Regions from separate parts of the Homo sapiens genome. Here region 1 is linked to region 2. Evidence: chromatin loops called from intact Hi-C (ENCODE). Cell type or tissue: psoas muscle. All regions are shown on one strand. Each heading gives the region's core, and the rest is flanking DNA. Links, peaks and the distances in the headings are about the cores only. Region 1 overlaps CLTCL1 (clathrin heavy chain like 1). Region 2 overlaps HIRA (histone cell cycle regulator).

Region 1 (16,681 bases), core at 4,984-12,983, 160 kb after region 2:
TGGTGGAGCACTCTTCTAGGCCGGGCTGCTCTCACTTGTTGTGTCCTTACAGGTACTGTCAGTTTGTGTTGAGGAAGATAACATTGTGAATTATGCAACCAACGTGCTTCAGAATCCAGACCTTGGTCTGCGTTTGGCCGTTCGTAGTAACCTGGCTGGGGCAGAGAAGTTGTTTGTGAGAAAATTCAATACCCTCTTTGCACAGGGCAGCTATGCTGAAGCCGCCAAAGTTGCAGCGTCTGCACCAAAGGTGATAAACCTTGAATACTGTTCAAGTGTTCTGAGTGTTAAGAACCAACCTTGAGAGGAAAATAAGTCATAAAAGCATTTCACTAGTGATATTGCAGTCTATTAGTGTTATGTTAGGAGTTTTTAGTTTAAAATTTTTGCACCAATGGCATAACAGTAAAGGAAGTAAACAAAAAACACACTCTTGCTGCATCGGCACTTCTTCACGCCTCCCACTTTGTGTGCATACGTACCTCTCACCCAACAGCTTAGATACAGTTTCACATTTCTGTAACTTAGCATTTTCCACTCTTGCTACCTGGTTGTCAAATATGCAACTGTACAATACATCAAGTGGTTGTTCCCTGTTTTATCTAGCGATAGTCCTACCCTGGACTTTCTCCACTCTTTTAGAATATAGCATTTCGGCATATGGCTTTTTCTTGGGTTTATTTCATTTGGATAAATTGTTCAGAGACTGGATCTGTTCCTGAGTAGATAAAGACTTTCAAGTTGCTTGTCCTTGAAAGAATTTTTCTTGTCTTTCAAGGGGTAGTTGTGAACAAACCATTTCTAGCCTTCATCTGTGAATTTGAGTATTTTGAATTAGAATATAATGATAGCAGAACTTCACTACTACAAGACTGATTGAGAGGCCGAATTCTTACTGCAGCATGCTGGGGGAGAAGTAAGACCCTAAGTGTGAAGCCACCTGGAGGACCTAGATTCCCCTATACTTATGGTTATTGTTGAAGATAGAAGCAGTTGCCTTGGTAGAGGACTTTTTGTCTATGACAGAGCAGTGTGGAATTTCCACTGGCAGATTTTTGTTTTTACATACAAGGAAGTTGAGTGAAGGGATCCCCTGTGATTACAACACAATGACCTATTTTTCCATTTATTATTAGGGAATCCTGCGTACCAGAGAGACGGTCCAGAAATTCCAGAGTATACCCGCTCAGTCTGGCCAGGCTTCTCCATTGCTGCAGTACTTCGGAATCCTGCTCGACCAGGGTCAGCTCAATAAACTTGAATCCTTAGAACTTTGCCATCTGGTTCTTCAGCAGGGGCGTAAGCAACTCCTAGAGAAGTGGCTGAAAGAAGATAAGGTAGAAACACTTGTGAGCTCGTAGCCCCCCCGCACAGCTTGAAAACTTGGTCCAGGCTCCCTACCTGCCTCCTAACTTTGCCTTGTCCCTTGGCATACCACAGCTGGAGTGCTCAGAGGAGCTCGGAGACTTGGTCAAAACCACTGACCCCATGCTCGCTCTGAGTGTGTACCTTCGGGCAAATGTGCCAAGCAAAGTGATCCAGTGTTTTGCAGAAACAGGCCAATTCCAGAAAATTGTGCTCTATGCCAAAAAGGTAACGTGTGTTGAACCACTGGCATCTCACAGATTACTCACGTGTGGTTGAGTGGTTGCTGATTTTAAAGTTTATAAAATACCCTTCTTTGTAAGTCCTCTGGTGTGAGAGTTGGCAATGTTGCTGTTAGGATCTTTATTCATAATGATCATATTTTATTCTCTTCAGCTTTTTATTATCCTTAGTTTTCCAGTCCTTCCATCTTCGTTTTATTTGGGAGCTTTATCTTGTTTTTTCTCTCCCTCTCTTCCTTCTGTATGTTAATTTGATATTTTGGCAGACTCCCAGATCTTATCCCTGTGTGCTTACTGGCAGGCTGTGTTTGCACACAGATCAGGAAACTTCTTTGTGGTCTGGGCTCTTTGTATAGTTAATTGTGCCTTCCATGTACATTAAATCAATTCATTTAATTGGATATTGTGTTTGGCAGAAGGTGGTACCTACACATGATAATGTTGCTGCTCATTTCTTTGTTAACACGAGTTTAAAACAAAGGATGGATAACTTCCTTTTCTAATGCCCAGGGTTTTTCATTGATTTTCCTGATTGGTGCTCCCTTGCTTCTAGGTTGGGTACACCCCAGACTGGATCTTTCTGCTGAGGGGTGTAATGAAGATCAGTCCGGAACAGGGCCTGCAGTTTTCTCGAATGCTAGTGCAGGACGAGGAGCCGCTGGCCAACATTAGCCAGGTGAGCGTAGGCAGTTTTGGACAACTTTTTGTGGCTTTTTAGAGCCATCTAGAAGATTTCTTTGATTCGTTTCCTGTTAACTTGTCTCAATGCTTTTCTTCATCTGCTATTAATCTTGCAGTTTTAAAAAATCTAGTGTACTTGGGGAGTTTGTCTTCTAGTCTTTACTATGTGAGTACTCATTGCTTCCTTTGTTTTGAAGTACTTTAGAGAATGTTTGTTTGGGTTTGTGTCTTTGGGTGGTGATGGTGTAGGGTGTGAGGATGTCATTTAGGTTCCAGCCCTCCATCCCGTGGCCCACCCCAGTTACTACATCATTGTCTCTCCCTGACCATTGGCCTGAGCACCAGGAGCTAGTGCTGTTGCGTCCCCCAGATGTTCATCCTGTGGGTGTCTGACTGACCTGGATTACGTGAGCATCAGCCTGTTTTTTAGTGTAACCTACTTAAAATTTAGATGTAAACACATGACAAGTCACTTTCAGTAAATTGGTACAAGGAGCTTTGATGATATATAGATGTGTAACAAAGCTTGAAGCAAGGCATCAGAACCAACAACTGTTTAGAAATAATAAGTGCAGTTGTATGTGTTTGTACATCTGGGAATCTGCAGATATTTTGGAGAACATGAATAAGAGATTTGAGACAAATTTACTTAGCTTTCAATAGGAAAGAAATTTCCAGTTCACATCTTGTTTACAGTTCATATTTTAAAGTTGTTCAAAATATAAACTTCTCATACTTTATGAGAAGTTCCACAGTTAATAAGTTCTTTTTTATTTTCCTGTAAAGCTGTCCTTCAAAAACAATTATTAAATTTATTCCTGTATTTCACATCTTACTAAGGCATATTAATTATTTAAATTAACATCAATTTAACTTTAATAATTGTCTAAGTAAATATTTGCATTTTCCCAGTTGTGCCCCAATAATATAATGATATATATGAGTTAGATATCAAGTATCAGCTGCTTTGTTAGTCAAGATGCTGCAGAGAGACAGAATCAATAGCGTAGCTATAGCTATATGAAAGGGAGCCTGGGCAACATAGTGAGACCCCCATCTCTACAAACAATTTTTTAAAAGTTAGCCAGGCATGGTGGTGCACACCTGTGGTCCCAGCTACTCAGGAGGCTGAGATGGGAGGATCGCTTGAGCCCTGAAGGTTGAGGCTGCAGTGAGTGGTGACCTTGTCACTGCTTCAGCCTAGGCAATAGAGTGAGACCCTATCTCAGATATATGAGAGGGAGTTTATTAGGAGAATTGGCTCGTGATTATGGAGGCTGAGAAGTCCTGTGATAGACTGTCTGCAAGCTAGAGGAGACCTTGGATTCTGGTAGCGTGGCTCAATCTAAGTTTGAAAGCCTCAGAACCAGGGAAGCTGAAGGCGTAACTCTCAGTCTGAGGCCAATGGCCTGAGAACCCTGGGGGGCCTTTGGTGTAAGTCCTGGAGTCCAAAGGCTGGGGAGCCTGGAGTTCTGATGTCCAAAGGTAGGAGGTGGAGAATGTCCCAGCTCCAGGAGAAAGAGAGAAGAAATCTATTCTTTCCTTTTTTGTGCCCCCAGCCGATTAGATGGTGTTCCCCGACATTGAGAGTGGATCATTCTACTTGTTCCCCCAACTCACATGCCAGTCTCCTCTGGGAATGCCCTCACAAACACACCCAGAAGGAATGCTTTACCTGTTCTCTATGTGTTCCTTAATCCAGTCAAGCTGACACCTAAAGTTAAGCATCACAGCTGCCTCTAGGATGTGATTAAGTAATGTATGATTACTGCTTGGGGGTTCATATGTTATAAAAGTTACTCCCTTTCATATACTTCAGTAAAATACCTCACTGATAAGTATGATGTAGGTGATATGATTTTGCAAGATTATTAATAAATTAATGACCATAAATTACGTGAATTGTGTTGTTGTTGTTGAGATGAGGTCACTGCATTACCCACAGTGGTCTCAACTCCTGGGCTCAAGGAATGCATCCACCTCAGCCTCCTGAGTAGCTGGGACTATAGGCACATGCCACCACACCTGGCTGTATGTGAATTGCGATGACAGAAGAAAATGGAAAGGGGCCGGGCGCAGTGGCTTATGCCTGTAGTCTCAGCACTTTGGGAGGCCGAGGCGGGCGGATCACCTGAAGTCGGGAGTTCGAGACCAGCCTGACCAACATGGTGAAACCGTGTCTCTACTAAAAATAGAAAAATTAGCTGGGTGTGGTGACGGGTGCCTGTAGTCTCAGCCACTTGGGAAGCTGAGGCAGGAGAATCGCTTGAACCCAGGAGGTGGAGGGCAGAGATTGGAGTGAGCTGAGATTGTGCCTTTGCAGTCTAGCCTGGGTGACAGAGCGAGACTCCATCTCAAAAAAAAAAAAAAAACCAAGGGAGGGAACTAATTGCTGAATTTCTAAATGAGATAATATTTCAGGAACTATTTCAATAGGAAAATGAAACACTGAATGAAAACATACTGAGTGAAAATGTGGCTTGGATATGTTTCAGATTGTGGACATTTTCATGGAAAACAGTTTAATTCAGCAGTGTACTTCCTTCTTATTGGATGCCTTGAAGAATAATCGCCCAGCTGAGGGACTCCTGCAGACATGGCTGTTGGAGATGAACCTTGTTCATGCACCCCAGGTCAGTGACTTGTAGGCTAACACCGAGAGGCAGAGCACCTGTGGCACCTCTCTGGGTTTGCAGACTTGAGCACAGTGGCTTTGGACTGGGCTGGGCTTGTGCCAGATGTTTATCTTGTACTTCTCAGTGGACATTCTCCATGACTTTCCTTAAAAGGATTTTCCAGAAATCATGATACAGGACTTTCATGGAAACAGTTCTAATTAGGGCAGCATTTCTTCCTTTCTTCTTTTTTTCATTGTGGTAAAATATACATAACCAAATTTACCATTTTAACAACTTTTAAGTGTCTGATACAGTGGCATTAAGAACATTCACAATGCTATGCAGCCATTACCACTACATAGTTCCAGAACTTTTATTATCCCAGAGTAACTATGTAACTGTTAAGCAGTGACTCCTCATTTCCCAGCCCCTGACAACTGCCATTCTAATCTGTCTCTATTAATTTGGCTTTTCAAGATATTTCATATACATGGAACCACAAAATATTTGTCCTTTTACCTGGCTTTTTTCACTTAGCATATTATTTTCAAGGTTCATCCATGTTGTAGCATGTGTTAGAAACACCTTCATTTTTGAAACTGAGTAATAGTCCACCATGTGTATATATGACATGTGTTTATCCATTCATCCATTGATGAACATTTGGGTTGCTTCTACCTTTAGGCTATTGTGAATAATGCTGCTGTTAACATGGGTGTACAAAGATTTATTTGAGACCCTGCTTTAATTCTTTTGGGCATATATCCAGAAGTGGACTTGCTGGATCATGTCCTACAGTAATTCTATGTTTACCTTTTTGAGGAACCACCATACTGTATTCCAGGAGGCTGTACCATTTTATATTCTTCCCAGCAATGCTCAGCTGTTCCAATTTCTGTATATCCTTGCCAACACATCTTCCCTGTCTAAAATAATAATAATAGTAATCACCATCTTAATGGGCGTGCAGTGGTATCTCACTGTGGTGAGGCATCATTTGTTGGCCTGAAACTTGTGGGAGCAGGTATAATCAAATCACATGTCTGTGCTATTTTGGGTTAAATTTAGATATATATACAAGAAAGGGATTTAGAGGAGTTTATATCAAGCTGTTCACCACGGTACTAAGTGGATAAGATTGTACAAGTTCACTTTGTTCTTTACTTATCTCTTCTGATTTTTCTTTAATAATCACTTACTGTTTTTATAATTAGGAAACAACATATTAAGTATATTGTTCTGTTACCTCAATTTATTCAAATCTACAAGTTAGCTGCTAAGAAGTGGGTCATATTCCAACTCTAGGAAATAAAAGTACTGTTAATTTGCTGCTTGGGGTCTACTGGACTCTCATGACTTTGTGAGTGTATGTAACCGTTTCTGGTGAATGAGATTTGAAACACACCAAGCGTCACTCAGAAACTTGGCAGACAGACCCTAAGGAATGCCCAGACCCTAAAGGAGAAACAAGTAGTTGGGTGAGGTGCCAGCAGGCTCTGGCTTAGTGCCCCAGGACGCTGGCAGTCTTCTCTGGGCAGTAGGACTGCGTGATGGTTTCTACATTCTATAAAATACACTGTTGCTATGAGGAGAAAATGTTTGAAAACAAGAAGTAAAGATAAACCTGAAGGAAACAAAGGATAGGAGACTCAGGTAAGTGCTAGATGTTCTAAAGCCCTACTCTTAGTACTGTGTTTGATCGTCAACTCTGTGCATCACTCTGAAGTGGTCTGGTGTGTGACAGTGGCTGTGGTCACTCTGTGGCCATACCTGGTTGGTGATGCAGATCCTAGAAGGAATAAGAAAGAGTGTGCCAGGTGGCAGGGGAAGGCACCCAGGAGTGTAGCTTGTCAAGACCATCATTAGATACTGAGGGAGCACTCACTCAGCCATGCTGCAAGGCTGCTGTGTTGACCTATCCAGTCTTAGCCCAAAAATTACTTACTTCAAGAGAATATTTAGTGGCTGGGTGCAGTGGCTCGCGCCTATAACCCCAGCATTTTTGGAGGCCAAGGTGAGCAGAGCCCAGGAGTTTGAGACCAGCATGGACAACACGGCCAAACCCCATCTCTACAAAAAAATATAAAAATTAGCCAGGTGGGCCAGGTGCGGTGGCTCACACCTGTAATCCCAGCACTTTGGGAGGCCAAGGCGGGTGGATCACATGGTCAAGAGATCGAGACCAGCCTGGCCAACATGGTGAAACCCTGTCTTTACTAAAAATACAAAAATTAGCTGGGTGTGGTGGCGCATGCCTGTAGTCCCAGCTACTTGGGAGGCTGAGGCAGGAGAATCACTTGAACCCGTGAGACGGAGGTTGCAGTGAGCAGGGTGGGGTCATGCCACTGCATTGCAGCCTGGCAACAGAGCGAGACTCCATCTCAAAAAAAAAAAAAAAAAAAAGTAGCCAGGTGTGGTGGCATGTGCCTGTAATCCCAGCTGCTTGGGAGGCTGAAGTGGGAGGATTGCTTGAGCCTGGGAGGTCAAAGCAGCAGTGAGCCGAGATTGCACCACTGCACTCCATTCGCCTGGGCAACAGAGTGAGACCCTGTCTCAAAAAAAAAAAAAAAAAAAAGATTTTATGCCTCATCAAAATTGTTTCCAGGAGTGTTCATTGTTTTTTAAATGCAATCCCCAACTCCTAGTTCTGTATTTAGCCTAGTAGAGAAGTCTAGTAAGCACAAATGGGATTTGTTTTGTTCAGGTCTCCTTCTGGTCATTGCTAATCTAAGGCTTGAGCTCATTCAAGGAGAATCGGTAGACTTGAGCCCTCACATTGATCTTGCCATAGAAACCCTATAAGAATGTGATTGCTGGCTGGGCACGGTGGCTCACGGCTATAATCTCAGCACTTTAGGAGGCCAAGGTGGGCAGATCATTTGAGGTCAGGAGTTCGAGACCAGCCTGGCCAACATGACGAAACTCTGTCTCTACTAAAAATACAAAAATAAGCCAGGCATGTTGGTGTGCGTCTGTAATCCCAGCTACTTGGGAGGCTGAGACATGAGAATCGCTTGAACCTGGGAGATGGAGGTTGCAGTGAGCTGAGATTGTGCCACTGCATTCCAGCCTGAGTGATGGAGTGAGACTCTGTCTCAAAAAAAGAAAAAAAAAGGAAAAAAAGAATGTGATTGCTTAAAAGCTGCAACAGTGACTTGGACTCATCCCAGTAATAGGGCTTTATGGAGCCTCAGCCTTTCTCACAGGCCCAACTCTGTGACCACATGGGCTTGGCCCAGCTGCAACATGGGAGAATGAAGCCTTGTGCAAAGGGCCTAAGATGGCTTGAAGGACAGCCAGGGATTTGGGACCCACAAGCACTGCTGCCACCACAGAGGTATGGATGTGGACAGGGGCCTGTGAGTTCTGGTTGCCAGGCTATACCCTACCCTGGGGCAAGATTGAGCAGCTGGTCTTAAAAAGTTATTGCCATTGATCAGGGCTTCTCACCGAACTCCCTGTTTCATAGGTTGCAGATGCCATCCTTGGAAATAAAATGTTTACTCATTACGACCGGGCCCACATTGCCCAGCTCTGTGAGAAGGCAGGCCTCCTGCAGCAAGCACTGGAGCACTACACCGACCTCTATGACATCAAGAGGGCTGTGGTCCACACTCACCTCCTCAATCCCGAGGTACTGTGTACCCCTGGGCACTCCTATTATGGCTGTTGTCTATGCAATTAATGTCACATGCTCCCCAGTGTTCACCTGTTGGTGATTGTGGAACTGTGGCCTGAGCCTGTCACTGCCCTAACCTACCATACTTTACTACCAAAAGCAGTTCTAATTCAGCCCACGCACAAAGTTTATCTGCTCAGCAGCATGTCTGGGCCCTGTAGCACCTTTCTTTCTGATATCCACCTTTGACTTAGTCTAATAGCAGGAGTATACTGGTCACCTTTTAACATTGACAACCTAATAGGACTGTCTGAAACCATTAGCAAAGCTAAACTAGCTATTGTGTTCCAATTTATGGAATAAGTTTTAGCATCATCTGTGGAATATTCCAGGTGAACAGTTTAGATCAGTGTCTTTTCCCAGCTTTACTCCTTGCTCCTACTTTTTCCCGTGATGGATAGTTGCTTTTCAACCCCTTTATGTGGAAATTCTCTGTATTTTTGACACTCAGGGGAACAGGAGAATGACCTAGTTATTTTCCAAGTGTTAGCAATCTTTAGAGTGGTGCATCGTTGTGGACAGACTCTTCCTTGTTCCCAGTGGCTTGTCAATTTCTTTGGCTCCTTATCGGTGGAGGATTCTGTGGAGTGTCTGCATGCCATGCTGTCTGCTAACATCAGACAGAACCTTCAGCTGTGTGTGCAGGTGGCCTCTAAGTACCACGAGCAGCTGGGCACGCAGGCCCTGGTGGAGCTCTTTGAATCCTTCAAGAGTTACAAAGGTAAACCATGCAGCCTCTCGCCGACCCCACCATGTGACTACACCTCCTTTCTCAGGTGTTGCTGCCTACCTGCCCGCCTTAAGACGGCCTTCCTGCAAAGCCAGGCAGGATGCAGCACTGGCTGCCTTGGGTGCTCAGTCGGTGGCAGAATGCTACTGCCATCTCATGTGCACCCTCAGCTTCAGTAACCTTTTTGGTATTTCCAAAGGAAGAAATCAGGTTGGTTGGTGATGGGATGGAGAAACTTATGGAGCCCGGTGTGTCTACGCAGCACAGTCTGGCAAGAATTCATCTAAAAGCCTGTGTCGTGGGTACAGTGAAAGGGCCTGATGTCTGGTCTTTACAGCCCCAGGAGGGAGGCTCTTTGGGCCTCTCCTAAATGAGAGCCCACGATAGAGGGTGCATTGCTTTGTGGTGTCTGCTACCCAGTTGATTGTGGGGGGCTGACAAGGTAACCTGGTTGTCTTCCTTTCCCCTTCTTGGACATCACACCAAAAAAGTGTTCTAGGGCAGTTGGGATGGGAGTGGCTTTGTTAGGGACAGATGGGGGCTGTCTGGCCCACCCAGGATAGAGACTAAGCATTTGTCTAGGCATCAAGCCACTGCCATGTGTCCAGTGAGGTTGGGGCATCGGTGGAGGGTGGGACATGACCCTGTCCTCAGGGAACTGGCCTTCTCTTTAGAAGACACCCCTGTAGGAAAGACCATGGCAGACGATTGAGTGGAGCTGGGCTGGGAGAGGGCAGTAGAGTAGGTTGGTGGAGAACCGTCAGCCCAGGGGCTGCCCATTCCCTTCCTAGCATCAGGGTCTCACAGTTACAGTGAAAGACCTCGACAGGGAGGGGCCTTCTCAGATGTGTCGTACCCTGTTGTTACTGGTGCCTCCTGGCTGGCCTCTGTAATGATGAGGAACATCATTAGCCTCTGTGAATGCTGTCCTCTGGGGCTCACCCTGGGGCTCAGCATGTGGTGCCCATGTCACTGTCAGCTCTGTGTTGAGTTGCAGGCCTCCTCCTGGAGGCCATGGCTTATTTCTCTGTCCCTTGATGTGTCTTTTTAGAGAAGCAGTCCCACCACCATTTCAGATTACCTCAGTGGGAATTACTCTTGATGACGACTATCTAGGTATACCTGGGCCCACAAAAGGAATTTCACTTGTACCAAATATCTAGTATTTTACATCAAAACATGCCAGGTATACCTGCCAAATATAATGGAAATCCGACTAGCTATTTTTGGGAGCTGCCAAAACAGACAAATGGCATATTGATTATGAGTTCTGAGTGTGCTGTGGGTCCCTGGAGAGTGGAGCAGGGTCATCGAGGGAAGGTGGGCAGCAGCTACGGAGGAGACAGGCAGGTGTTACAAGGACAAAAATGGAATGGTCTCTCTTCATAGGCCTCTTCTACTTCCTGGGCTCAATCGTGAACTTCAGCCAAGACCCAGATGTGCATCTGAAATACATTCAGGCTGCCTGTAAGACAGGGCAGATCAAGGAGGTGGAGAGGATATGCCGAGAGAGCAGCTGCTACAACCCAGAGCGTGTGAAGAACTTCCTGAAGGTGTGTTCCAGTGCTGCCTCCTTCCATGAGCTGCCCTTGCTGATGGCAGGTGGGGCAGACCATCCGCAGGACGTCCCAGGGGCAGGAAGCTGGATCTGTCTCGCCAGGGACCCCTTAGTCCCAGGGACAGAGCTCCACTTTATGGCTTAAAGTTCTAAAGTAACCCTTCTATCGTTTTAAGAGTGTGGAAAGCAGCTTGAGGCTGTGCTCTAAGTATCTGGCACTTATTGCTGCATTGTAATTCATCAACATCCCATTAGTGCCATTGTCAATTAGGCAGGCAAAGCTGCAGAAACAAGTAGACCACTCAGCACTAGTGTCATAAAGAACAGGAAGCCTACTTCCTTATGTGGCAGTCCAGGGTAGGCTGGAGGTCAGTGGGGTGACTTTCCTTCCCACTGTACTTCAAGGACCAGCTTCATGGCTGCTTTGCCGTGTTCAGCACCTCACCTGGATGTCGTCTTCCCAGTCAGCTAGAGGAAGGGAAGAGCACAGAGGAACCAGCATAGGTGGTTTTTATGGGCGAGGCCTGCAAGTGGCAGATGACACTTGGATTCACGTTCCATTGGAGGAAATGAGGTCATGTGGCCACACTTAAAACTTCAAAATGTGATCTAGGCACGGGACCACATGAGGGGAGGCATGATTGTGGTGGCCTGTGGCTGTCCTACCCAAGTGCCATCATCATCTGGGAATGGTGGCCGGGTGTGTTTCCATGGCCTGCGGCTGCGTGTCTGAAAAGGCAGCCCTTACCGCAGGTGTGCTGTTCTTGAGAATGGCCTGGTTTCTGTTGGGTTTGCACATAATGAGCTGCTTGTCTTAAAAGATATTTTTGTCCAGATTTGGAATGTTAATGCCAAATGTAGCAGTCTTTAACCAAATACTAATATCTTTCTCTCACTTATTTCCCAAAGCAAATGCCATACCACAAAACGACAGCCTATTTAGAGCAGTCTCATTCTGAGTCTCCTGTGTGTCACTCTGCTGCAGAGACAGAGCCGTCCCATGTGTGCAATGAGTCCGAGGTCTGGCTGTCTGGTTTCTCCACTCCCTGACTTGTTCTGTGCATTCTAATCCTCAGGAGGCCAAGCTCACAGACCAGCTTCCCCTCATCATCGTGTGTGATCGTTTTGGCTTTGTCCATGACCTTGTCCTATATTTATACCGCAACAACCTGCAGAGGTACATTGAGATCTACGTGCAGAAGGTACTGCTGGCTCCCTGGAGTGACACCCGGCTGCCTCTGGGCCCCAGTCAGTGGCAGTCTTCCCCTCAGAGGCTGCCTGTAACACCTGACATTTCAGAGACTATCATTTTGAAGGGTGGTGGGTTCGTGTGCTCAGACTGCCAGAGTAGAAGACCACAGTCCAGGCAGCTGAAACAACACACATTTATTTCTCACAGTTTTGGAAGCTGGAAGTCCATGATCAGGGTGTCGGCAGGGCTGGTTTCTGGTGAAGGCTGTCTCCCACGCTTGCAGACAGCCTCCTGGCTGTGCCCTCACAGGGCCTTTCCTCTGTGCATGTGCACTCCTGGTGTCTCTTCCTCTTCTTAGAAGGACACTAGTCCCATTACATTAGGGCCCCACCCTTGACATTGATTACCTTCTTAAACACCCTCTTTCCAAGTAGAATCCCACTAGGGGTTAGGACATCAGCAGGTGAATTTTGGTGGGACACAGCGCAGTGCTAAACAGGAGCCCTTTCAGGGTTTTGCCCAAACTGTCCACGTCGTAGGAGGCTTCTAACAATAACTTGTGTTTGCAACACTGAAGTTACTTGACCTTGACTACCCTAGGTCAACCCTAGCCGGACCCCAGCTGTGATTGGAGGGCTGCTTGATGTGGATTGTTCTGAGGAAGTGATTAAACACTTAATCATGGCAGTGAGAGGACAGTTCTCTACTGATGAGTTGGTGGCTGAAGTAGAAAAAAGAAATAGGTAAGGTGTCCTTACTTGGTGTTTTCTCTTACCCCTGGATTCTAGTGTCTGTTGTTGTTTCTGTCTAATTCTCCAGGACTGTCTCTATAGCTGGTCGTTCATGTACACATCTTAGATGTAGCAATGAGTTACTTGCTATTGGTACTGTGAAGACCTTGGGGGAAAACCTAACAGTAGAAATCAGTTTGGAAACCAGGTCCATCTTGGTCCCTAGAGCAACCTGAAGTCAATGGACTCTGAGATTTTTTGTTTCAGGAAACATCTGTCAGAGCCCTGGAGTTGCCCTCAAGACTTCCAGTGGTAGCCTTGAGACTTTACAGCACCTTCCTTCTTTCAAAGGCTCAAGCTGCTGCTTCCCTGGCTGGAGTCCCAGATTCAGGAAGGCTGTGAGGAGCCTGCCACTCACAATGCACTGGCTAAAATCTACATCGACAGCAACAACAGCCCCGAGTGCTTCCTGAGAGAGAATGCCTACTATGACAGCAGCGTGGTGGGCCGCTACTGTGAGAAGCGAGACCCCCATCTGGCCTGTGTTGCCTATGAGCGGGGGCAGTGTGACCTTGAGCTCATCAAGGTGGGTAGCAGATGTGCTGAGCTGCCCATGTAACCCTGGGCTCCCAGGGAAGCTTTCAAAGGTGTGCCTGTGGGGAGCTGATCAGGGCTTTCTGTGCACCTGGAGATGGCAGGTCATGAGATTATTTCCTTGTGATTCTCACAGCTTTTGGGAACTTGCTCATGCAATTTGTATGCATTGTACCTGTAGACCAGTTGGTCCTGAACCTGACTTATCATCCCTCTGCTTACAGTCCTTACTATTGCCTGGCAATTTGAGGGCAGAATTGAACTCCTTGGCCTGACTCGTGAGCTCCTCTGTGGACTGCCACCTTTCCCAACTCCCGAACTTGATCAGCCATCCATCTTGCCACCCCACCTGGAGAGGCCTGCAATTCCCTGGGTGCCTCATGTCCCGAGTACCCTTGTACTTCATGCCCCCTTTTTGGGGTAACCCTCTACACAAGCCCTTCCCCATCACCTGACCAATGAGCTCTTGCTGGCCTCTCCTTGAGACATCTGCCCAGGTCTTTTGCCTGCATCTGCCCAGGCTTGGATCCACATATAATTACATGTTTAGGTTGAATTGTATGAACTGTTCCTACCTAATCATTTGATCTAAAAATCCAGACATGAATAGGGCACCTGTGAGGTTGGTGCCACACCAGCCTGCTTGGGCTTTTCCTGTGATACACAGGCGGACTGCGCTGCATCCGCAAGCACGTGTGCACGCCGCTCAGCCTTGTGCCGGGCATCTGGCACTCAACAGATCTGATCCTCACCAGGATTTAGCAAGTGCTGCACACGCTAGAACATTCCAGTGGACTGTTGGTGTTTTGGAGATCTGTTATAACATTCAGAAAAAGGTCTCCAGATCTACCAGTGAAAGCACAGTTTACAGTTTTTAGATCTTGAAACATTGCAGTGTTTGTGCTGTTTTATACCAGTTCTAGGCTGTTCTGATAACATTTTACAGATGGTTTAAAGCTAGCTACATATGAGTACTTAAATTTAACTAAATTAAAAATTACCAGTTTAGTTCCTGTCACGCACCACATTTCAAGGGCTCAGTAGCCTCCCATGGCTAGTGGCTGTATCAGACAGAATGGGAGACAGAGCATGTCCCTGAATGCAGGAAGTCCTACTGGCCAGATATGTGGCACATCCCTGGGAGTTGTTGTAAACTTGGAAAGGGCATTTTGAGGTAGTTTGAGTCCATCGTTAACCCTGTAGGATGCTGCTCATCCCATGTCAAAGCATAGCGTCTTGCCTGGGCCCTGACTGTCCACCAAACCAGTATCAGGCACACAGGGAACGAATTGGGGTGTGTCCTCCCAAGCAGCTTCCGCTGGTTGGCTGCTGTGTCACACACATGAGTGTGCTCATTTCAGGTGTGCAATGAGAATTCTCTGTTCAAAAGCGAGGCCCGCTACCTGGTATGCAGAAAGGATCCGGAGCTCTGGGCTCACGTCCTTGAGGAGACCAACCCATCCAGGAGACAGCTAATTGACCAGGTGAGGCACAGAGATGGGTATGTCTGCACACCTGCATTTTGCCGTCCGATCATCATTGTGGCTCAAGTGACTGGTTTCATTTTTAATTTAAAACATCTTGGCTGAGGGCAGTGGCTCACGCCTGTAATGCCAGCAATTTGGGAGGCGGAGGTGGGTGGATCACTTGAGGTCTCAGGAATTCAAGACCAGCCTGGCCAACGTGGTGAAACCCCATCTCCACTAAAAATACAAAAATTAGCCGCACATGGTGGCACACGCCTGTAATCCCAGCTACTTGGGAGGCTGAGGCAGGAGAATTGCTTGAACCCAGGGGGTGGAGGTTGCAGTGAGCCGACATCGTGCCACTGCACTCCAGCCTGGGCGACAGACAGAGACTCCATCTCAAAAAAATAAATAAATAGGCCAGGCATGGTGGCTCACGCCTGTAATCCTAGCACTTTGGGAGGCCGAGGCGGGTGGATGACTTGAGGTCAGGAGTTCAAGTCCAGCCTGGCCAACATAGTGAAACCCCATCTCTACTAAAAATACGAAAACACACTGTGTGGCGCATGCTTGTAATCCCAGCTACTCAGGAGGCTGAAGCAGGAGAATCGCTTGAACCCAGGAGGTGGAGGTTGCAGAAAGCCGAGACTGCACGCCACTGCACTCCAGCCTGGGCAACTGGGTGAGACTCTGTCTCAAAAAAATTAAATAAATAAATAAATAAATAAATAAATAAATAAATAAAACATCTTAGTCCTTACGAACCTTCTCCCCTGCAGAAATAGCTTGCCTAAAAATAGCTTGATTCCCCAGGGTAAGCTGACTTGGAACTGTTAACTGGCCAAGGGCATAGAGTTGGCCCTTGGATCCAAAGCAGGGATATGCAGCCCAGGAAGAGAGTACCTGGTGTCATGCCTGCATGCTGGGCCCAGCTCAGCCCTCGTGGACAGAGGTGAAGTAGCTTTCAAGGTTGTCTCAGCTGACTTCCCTTTGTTGAGGTGCTCTTTATGCCCCTGTGACTATCCAGCACCTCCTTGGAGACTGGGCAGAGTGCTGGGGCCAGGGGTCATTATTGGGTATGGCCTGGCAGGTGGGAGTCTGCCTCGGCCTCTGGGAGGGCTTCCCACAGCCCTGTGGAAGAGCCTCCTCTCCAGTTATAGCCTCACAGACATTTGCAGATAGTGCCTCTGCTGCCCTCAGCACTGTCCCTAGGTGCTAGGCAGACTGTTTAGGGGTGGGGCAAGACCAATGTTGGAACAAAACCCTCGTCCAACAAGTGGCTTCAGCCCTGAGAATAGGACCAGTTAAAACTCCCACCTCCCTCATACACATTGCCAACCTGCTGGACCAGTGCTTTCGAAAGGCTTGAGGGCTGGATTTGACCTTTATCTCTACTGAATTTCATCCTCTCGTTTTCTGTCCACTGTTTCCTCAAGCCTGTGCCACTACTTTTTTAAATAAACTTTTTATTTTGAAATACTTTGAGATTTATGGAAGGTCATGTTGTTTTGAATCTCTGTTTCAACTTTGGACTTACCCATCCAAATCTAATAAAAATATTAAACAACACAATATTCTACTAGGGTTCTACATCCAGGTTCCCAGACATCAGACATTTCTCCAGGTATAGTCCAGCCACCTGGTACACCTTGAAGGTGACTTCATGTTGGTACTGGGGAAGGGCCACTTTAACACTGCACCATACCGGAGCCAGCGGGGGCCTCTTGTCTTCCTGTTTCTGGGTAGAGCTGCTGGTCTTTCATTATCTCTGCTGTAATTGGATATCTGTAGCCACCTCCTGGTGCGAAATTCAACTGCAATGCTC
Region 2 (8,000 bases), core at 1-8,000:
TCACCTGGCTCCAGTGAATACAGGTACAATTCTGGTATACCCACCAAGCACTGTGCTTGTCCCCACACCTGGCAGCATCAACCACAGGTGCAAGGCCATGCCATGGATCACTGAGTTGGGAGCTGCTGCCAGATCTTGCTGCGGCAGGTGAAGAGCTCAGAGGCGTGAACTGCTGTCAGTCCTTAGGCATGAGAGTTGTCTGGCCACTCGTCTTATGCTTCTCCATGACTTTAATTAAATAGTGTCCTGACAGAGCCCAAGGCAAGCTGTTAAGTAGTTGCGAATAATCTGTGAGAACCAGGATTTTCTCAACACTGGGCAGCCAAATAAAATAAACAGATTGGTGGACTAAGGTTGATAAAAGTGAAGGATCATCCAAGACCCTGATGAAAATAGACTCACTTTTGCCCGTGTTTAAATAGATAATAAGTATCGGCCGGACACGGTGGCTCATGCCTGTAATCCCAGCACTTTGGGAGGCTGTGGTGGGCGGATCATGAGGTCAGGAGGTCAAGACCAGCCTGACCAACATGATGAAACCCCGTCTCTACTGAAAATACAAAAATTAGCTGGGCATGGTGTCATGCGCCTGTAATCCCAGCCACTCAGGAGGCCGAGGCAAGAGAATCACTTGAACCCGGGAGGCGGAGGTTGCAGTGAGCTGAGATTGCGCCACCGTACTCCAGCCTGGGCGACAGAGCGAGACTCCGTCTCAAAAATAAAAATAAAAAAAGATAATAAGTATCATATATTGTACCTTAAAACACAAATTTTATATGAATAAAATATTACTTATTAAATTTTTTTGTTTTGGAGTTCATGTAGGGTTTTGTTTGAACCAGAGCTTTGTTGCTAAAGTCTTTGGAAATCAGTGCTTCATGGTTAGTGCTCTACGTGATTCTCCCATGCAGTCCTCACAACCACTTTATTAGCAGCTCTGGGAGATCACGACGCCTGCCTATGGCTCACAGAGCTCCTAAGGCCCTGCAGCCTCATTGGTGTTAGAGACAGCAAGCCCAGGGACACGCCTCTGAGTTCCATCTTCTCCAGTCTCTGTGCACCCCGGCCATTCCTGCCTGCCCTCTGGAATTAAAACATCTCTAGGCTACCTGACACCAGGCTTTCAGGAACCCTCCTTCTTCTGCCCTCAGTTGTCCTAGGTTGGGGATTCCCAGAGCGCCCACCCCTTTAAATCCAGGAGGGTGTCTGGGAGCTCAGTGAGTGCTTTCATCCTTTGCAGAAACAAAGACAAGTTACTCTCGGGGTAGTTCCCTGGACTAAGCAGCCAACCAAGCACCTTTGTGTGATATTGCCATGGTCACTGGCCCAGGGAGATCACAAATGACTCTCTGACTGAGCAGATCTCTGCTAGACGGTTATGACTGAACAACAAATGCAGTGAGGCAATAAGGAATTCAGAGATTCACACCCCTCCTGCCCATCCCCTTGGCCTCCCTTAGGAGATAGGGAGTGAGTAGGTCTTTGTTTCTGAAGCCCCCTTGCAGGCTCAGCTTTTCTGCAGGTCCTAGGGCTGGCCCTGCCTGGCCAGAGGGAATTGAGAAGGCTAGTTTCAGTAGCTACGCATCCCTTCTACTTGGCAAGCTCCAGAAATGGAGAGTTTGGTAGCTCTAGTTTCAAATCTGCATTTCCCAGCTTACTCATTTGGTGCCTCCGCACATACTTTCTGACCTCCCTAAGCTTCCTTTCCATCATCAGCCAGATGCCTCATAGGTGGTCGGGAAGATGAAATGCATGCTCAGTGCCTGGGCTCAGAGAATGTCTGTGGGAGACTCCCTTCAGTGGGCTGGGACTTGGGCACAGGGGACATGCCTGATGCTTGATTAATTATTTTTAACATCTGTTATTTGGCTTTAGAAATTCAACCCAAAAATCTTCAAAAAGAAGCAGAAGAATGGGAGTTCTGCGAAGCCTAGCTGCCCGTACTGCTGCTGTGCTGTTGGCAGCAAGGACCGCTCGCTTTCTGTCTGGGTGAGCCTGCTATCCTGAGCTTTTGTTGCAGGACGGGAGGTGTAGGTTGGTAAAGTAGCAAGTGGAGGAAAGAGACCTGCTTTGGGTGATGCTAAGAGTGTATTTCTATTCTGCACCTGGGGTCAGCCCCTCCTTGGAAGCTCACAGGCTCTCCTGCTCTCCCAGAAGGAAGTGCTGAAGACTGGGTCTGTGCCCAGCCAGGAGAGGCCACCTTGACCCCCACCTAGACCAGCTCTTGTGTCCAGACTCAGGCAGCACCCTCAGTGGTCAATGCCATGAGCAGCATGTTGGGCTTGCTTCCTATTAGAAAAATCTTTATATGGCTGGGCGCGGTGGCTCACGCCTGTAATCCCAGCACTTTAGGAGGCCGAGGTGGGCGGATCACAAGGTCAGGAGTTCGAGACCATCCTGGCTAACACAGTGAAACCCCGTCTCTACTAAAAATACAAAAAATTAGCTGGGCGTGGTGGTGGGCGCCTGTAGTCCCAGCTACTCGGGAGGCTGAGACGGAGAATGGCGTGAACCTGGGAGGCAGAGCTTGCAGTGAGCTGAGACCGCGCCACTGCACTCCAGCCTGGGCAACAGAGCGAGACTCCGTCTCAAAAAAAAAAAAAAAAGAAAAAGAAAAATCTTTATATAAAGTGTATTCACCTGAAAGGTACAGTTTGGTGAGTTGTCATACATGTTTACACACCAGTGTCATCACTGCCTAGAGCACTCCTTTTTGTCCCTTTGTCCCTCCCCAGTCAAGACCTCCCTCACCACCAAAGCAACCACTCTAATGGCCTCTGTTACACTGATGAGTTTTGCCTGCTCTTGAACTTCATATAAATGCAATTGTGTGGTACTTGCTTCTTTGTGTCTTCATTTCTTTTGCTTGGCACAGTGTTTTTGAGATTCGTGTATGTTGCTGCACTTAACAGTATTTTATTCCTTATAATTTCGGTGTAGCATTCCACTGTATGAATACACCACAATTTGTTTATACAGTCTCCTGTTGATGGACATTAAGATTGTTCCAGTTTTGAGATATTATGACTAAAGCTGATATGAACATTCTTGTATAAGTCTTTATGTGGATGTACGTTTTCATTTATGAGTACATACCTATGAGTAGAGTTCTAAAATTAAAAAAAAAAACAAAAAAATAGTACCAAGTGTCAGCAAGGACATGATAAGCTGGAACTGATACATTGCTGACACGTGTTGCTGACAGGTGTTTACGCTGGCATGAGCACTTGGGAAAACTGTCTGGCAGTTTCTACCACAGCTAAGCATATGACCTAGAGCACTTCCACTCCTAGGCATACAACCAAGACAGATAAGTGCTTATGTCCACAGAAAAAGACACACAGAAAGCTGACGCCTCTATTAGTCCATTTCACCCCTGGGTGATGCTGTGATGGGTAAGGTTGTGAGCCTAGTACTCCTCACTCGCTGGATCCCCTGAGATGAGGCGATGTCTTCAGCTTCTTTTTTTTTTTTTTTTTTTTTTTTTTGAGACAGAGTCTCCCTCTATTGCCCAGCAGGCTGGAGTGCAGTGGTGCAATCTTGGCTTCTTGAGTCACTGCAACCTCTGCCTCCTGGGTTCGAGCGAGATTCTCCTGCCTCAGCCTCCTGAATAGCTGGGATTACAGGCCACCACACCCGGTTAATTTTTTTGTAATTTTAGTAAAGATGGGGTTTCACCATGTTGTCCAGGCTGGTCACAAACTCCTGACCTCAGGTGATCCGCCCGCCTTGGCCTCCCAAAGTACTGGGATTACAGGTGTGAGCCACCACACCCAGCCCGATGTGTCTTCAGTTTCATTGTTCCCCTCACCTTCCTAACTCAGTGCCCTCTACAGAGCAGGTTCTCAGCAGATATACTCAATGGTAGTTGGCGAGTGAGAACCCAAGGGTAAGAACTGTGGCGGTTTCTAAGTGAGGGCTCCTGAAGGGTTAAGTTTCTCACTGCCAGGGGCTGGTGTGCTGTGACCTGACTGTGTGGTAAGAGACACCTCCGCATGCAGTGCAGGGAGCAGTCTTGGTGCTGAGCATCAAGGTGCCAATATATTTAAAGTTTGATAAAGCAAAGTGCACACACATTAATTTTTTTTTTTTTTCATTTTGTAAAAAAGTGTCCCTATAAGCAGAGCAAGTTGGAAGTTCTGGGTTTGAAGGTTATCCTCTGGCTGCATTTATTAGTTTGGTATAGAGAAATATATTACTGTGTGCGTTGTGATTTTTTTTTTTTTTTTTAGGCCAAGTATTCACTTAACACCCATTCTGGAACCTGAACCACAGTACCACAGATTGCCGTTCAGGGGACCTTCCCTGTTTCCTCCCAGCCAGAGGCCCTGTTTGTGGCGCTGCAACCAAAACATCACTGACTGTGATGCCCATATTTCTTAGAATGCTCAGGTTAGGCAGTCACACGGCCTGTAGATTTCTGAGGGGTCTGTAGGCACATTTATGAGAGGAGGGACAAGGCAGCTTTTTCTAGAAGTGGAATTAAGGTGGAGGCGAGATTCTTAATGTGGGTTCCAGATCGTTCAGACTTCAGCCCCCTCTCCACCACTAGGGTAGACACAGCTTCTCCTTCCCCACATAGCAGTCTCAGGCTGCACTGGGACGCTCAGCCCCACAGCCTCCCAGAAGCTGCAGCAGCACCTATGGGAGCCCACCATCCCGTGAGGAAGTGTGTTTCTTCCCTGCCCATTGTCCTGCAGTTCAGGGCCAGCCAGCAGGGTAGCCAGGCACTTGTGCACAAGTGGAAAGGCCTACCATAGTTGTGGGAACGTGGAGTCAGAGTGTATGCCAGCAATTGAGTGACTCGATAGAGAATATGCACAGTGCATGCTATGCAGTCATCCAGAAGAGACTTTTACAGGATATTTAATGACATACTTATTGTGTGTTAAATGAAAAAACAGACACAACTATGAAGAATAAAATAAATTCTTACTTTGAAGAATAAAATAAATATTTGCACAAAATAGAAGATAATAATTCATCAAAGTATTAATAGTCGGTAACTAGGCCCAGATTAAGGGCCCAGGTGTGTATTTCTGTACTACCTACACATAGTGTAGAATGAGCCTTGGATAAATGTGTACCAGAGTCCCTTGGGCCCAGGGAAGATGTGTTGTGTTCTCTCTCAGGGTGCCTCATCCCCTGTCTAGGCTTTGGCATCGTGTCTCCTGCTCCATAGACCCTCTCAGAGGTCCACCCTGGGGCTGTCCCTCTCCTCCGACCATAGCCCTTCAGAAACCCACTCCCACTCTGCCTTCTCTGTTGCTAGTTATCTGTGTATAAAGCTATTTCCCCTGTCAGACCACAGCAAGCCCTGGAGGCAGGGTCCACTCTAGGTAGCATGCACATTTTTGGCAGGCTTTGGTTCCCACAGTTTGGGATCTCTGCAGCTGCAGTTTGAATAGAGTTGAAGATGCCTTAAATATCAGCAGCCACTTTGACCCAGGCTTCTAGGTTGGTTATGTTAACTGAGCTGAATACAGAAGGGGATTTCAGTAATTTCATTAACCTTGACTGTGTCTTTCCTTCCAGCTCACATGTCTGAAACGGCCGCTGGTGGTCATCCATGAACTGTTTGACAAATCCATCATGGATATTTCCTGGTAAGGTGGATTCTACTTACAGGAATAGGTTAAGAAAGGAGAAGCCACACATTGGAACATGAGGCCTTCTGGGTGTGACTAGGGTCAGGTGGCCAGTGGCCCCTCCCCAGGTGTCATAGTAGCGCAGACCAAGAGTGCTGTTTGCACGTGATTTGGGAACTGGCAGCGGTGTACCTGCTGCTGCGAGAATGTCCTGCCTGTGTAGAATTTGCCACTGGAAAATGCCTTTTCAGGATTTGTCTAAGACGAGGAGAATGACGTGATCCTAGTATGTTCCACTTTACTCCGTCAGTGCATGAACCAAAGTCAGAAGCACACTTTCTGCTTCTCAGTGACCTGATTTATATGTATACTTTGTCAAGTTTTTTTTATTTTAATAGTTTCAAAAGTAAGATAAGTAAAATTGAAAATTCTTACAGAACATATGGTAAAGGAGATATTTTGTACACCTGCTTAGAGCTAAAGAACACCAGGGCCCTTTGGGATACAATTGTCGCCCCCTCCCCCCCCCGCCCAGGCCAAAGAAGGGAACCAGGCCACAGAAGGGAACCAGGAGTTTCCAGCATCTCCCTAGAACACTGCCCACCATCCTCACAGGCCAGCTACTGCGGCACATGTGTCTGCCTGGGGCTCTTGCTACCAGGCTGCTGATGGCCATGTCTTTCAGGACTCTGAATGGGCTGGGCATCTTGGTATGCTCTATGGACGGCTCTGTGGCATTCCTCGACTTCTCCCAGGATGAGCTTGGCGATCCCCTGAGCGAGGAGGAGAAGGTAGGCTGACGGCTCTTGTGCTGCTGGGTGCTCTGTGGCCATTGCCACAATAGCTCTGAGAGACCCCTTTGACTACACCCTCTTCTTGTGAGATACACAGACAAGTCATTTCTTAACATGTAATGGGGTATTCATCTTTTATATCTTGTAATCCTTCTTTACAAAATAGATTAATTAAAAAACGAGTCCCCATTTCAGAAATAAGTCCTGGAGTTAAGAGTAGAACTATTTTAGGCATCTCTTTTTGAGCTGATAATAGGCCATCCACTGGGAGGTTTTTGCCCTGGGAAAGAGCTGAAGTGACTCCTCAGGGGCCCCTGCTCATGTCACTTTCACCTTCATGGTAGTAATATTGGTCATTTCTTAGAACGCATTGTCTGCCAGGCTCTGGGAATGTGTTTTGCACATATGATTTCATTTAAATTGCACAAAACCCTTCAAGGCAAGGCTCATCCATTTCGTGGATATGGAAACTAAGCCTCAGAAAATAGCATGGCTCTTTGCCCAGACTGTATGTGACCCTTAGGTCAGAAGAGTGAACAAGGCCTGCTGCCTCTGGGCCAGGCTGCCTCCCCTCTGTGCTCTGCTGGGGTGATGGGGTCTCTCTGCCCTTCTGCCAGGCTTTGAGAAAAGCCCTGCTTCACCTACCAGAGGCTTAGAAACCTGCCCCCACTTGGTGGGTTGTGTGTATGTGTCTGAAGGGAGCTCTGTGAAAGCCCAGAGCAGGCTGGCAGCTCTCCTCATGACCTTATTTGCTGGTGGAAGCTTCCTCTTAACCTACAGTGTGACCTCCCCACTAAAATGTGAACCCCTTTGGGGGAGAGGTCTGCCTTAATGACTACACTTAGAATGGGGCCTGCCACCCCATCATTTTTCCATGAAGGAATGAGTATCTCAGAGGCCTCAGGTCCTCCTCCAACCTTGTCACTGTCATCAGGTACCTGGGATCACTATGCACTCCCTTGGAGTCACTCTGGGAGCCTAATAACCCATCTGCTTACCATTTCCCAAGTCAGGCTGGGACTCCATGTTGGAGGAACACTAGGGAAACCCTGGCCAAACACTGAATTCTGCTTCGAGATTCCAGGGGATAGACTCAGGAGAGAAGGGCAGGAGCCAAGATGGCAAGAAAAGGAGGTTCCTGGCCACATTCAAGCCCTGCAGGAGCAGGTCCCAAGGCACCTCTCTTGGAACGCTGCCTCTCAACCCATGCTCTGCTGTAAAGCAGATGTCCTGTTAACCACAGTCCCTGTTCTTGAGCAGAATCCCACATTGGACATTTGCACATCCCATGGAAGTGTGTTCCTCATGCACTTTCATGTACAGCAGTCACTACAGTGTGCTGGGGACACCATCTCTGCTCTCATGAGGCTCCTGTCTAGCTTGTTAGGGCACAAGACTATGAGGGCCTAGAAGGAGGGGAGTATGATGACATACTAGGAGGGGTGGGAGTAAAGGAGGCTCCCCAGCCCTGCTGTGCCAGGCCTTCCCATACTCTTAGAGACACTAAGCAGGCCAATGGGGACTTCCAACCACAGGGCTTATGGCTGCAGATGAGCTGTGAAAGTAGACTTTTGTTCTAGGATCTGATTCCCAAAATCATTTGGGTCCTAGGAGTGAT

The links. Hi-C counts contacts between places; a loop is a spot of excess contacts. Peaks named below come from ENCODE experiments on the same cell type or tissue, not always from the same donor. Only the 100,000 strongest peaks of a DNase experiment are listed, where the experiment ranks them.
Region 1: a loop joins it to region 2, with 1.8 times the contacts of the local background. A loop is called at or near these places in 1 of 110 quality-filtered maps.

What each region holds. Positions count from the first base shown.
Region 1 is chr22:19,218,078-19,234,758 of GRCh38, reverse strand. CLTCL1 (clathrin heavy chain like 1) reads left to right here. Exons shown (of 33, transcript NM_007098.4): 7 at 53-250; 8 at 1,137-1,337; 9 at 1,441-1,593; 10 at 2,161-2,283; 11 at 4,784-4,921; 12 at 8,376-8,540; 13 at 9,126-9,306; 14 at 10,705-10,868; 15 at 11,950-12,075; 16 at 12,666-12,808; 17 at 13,148-13,382; 18 at 14,752-14,874. Among named protein-coding and RNA genes, the nearest start is that of SLC25A1, 48 kb to the right of the region's middle. RefSeq lists enhancers at 332-1,531, 10,827-11,378, 16,304-16,681. In psoas muscle, for the core only: no CTCF peak of the experiment used is centred there; no DNase peak of the experiment used is centred there.
Region 2 is chr22:19,386,090-19,394,089 of GRCh38, reverse strand. HIRA (histone cell cycle regulator) reads left to right here. Exons shown (of 25, transcript NM_003325.4): 9 at 1,876-1,989; 10 at 5,536-5,606; 11 at 6,274-6,379. Among named protein-coding and RNA genes, the nearest start is that of HIRA, 42 kb to the left of the region's middle. In psoas muscle, for the core only: a CTCF peak has its summit at 3,516; a DNase peak (open chromatin) is centred at 3,229; H3K27ac peaks cover 1,581 bases.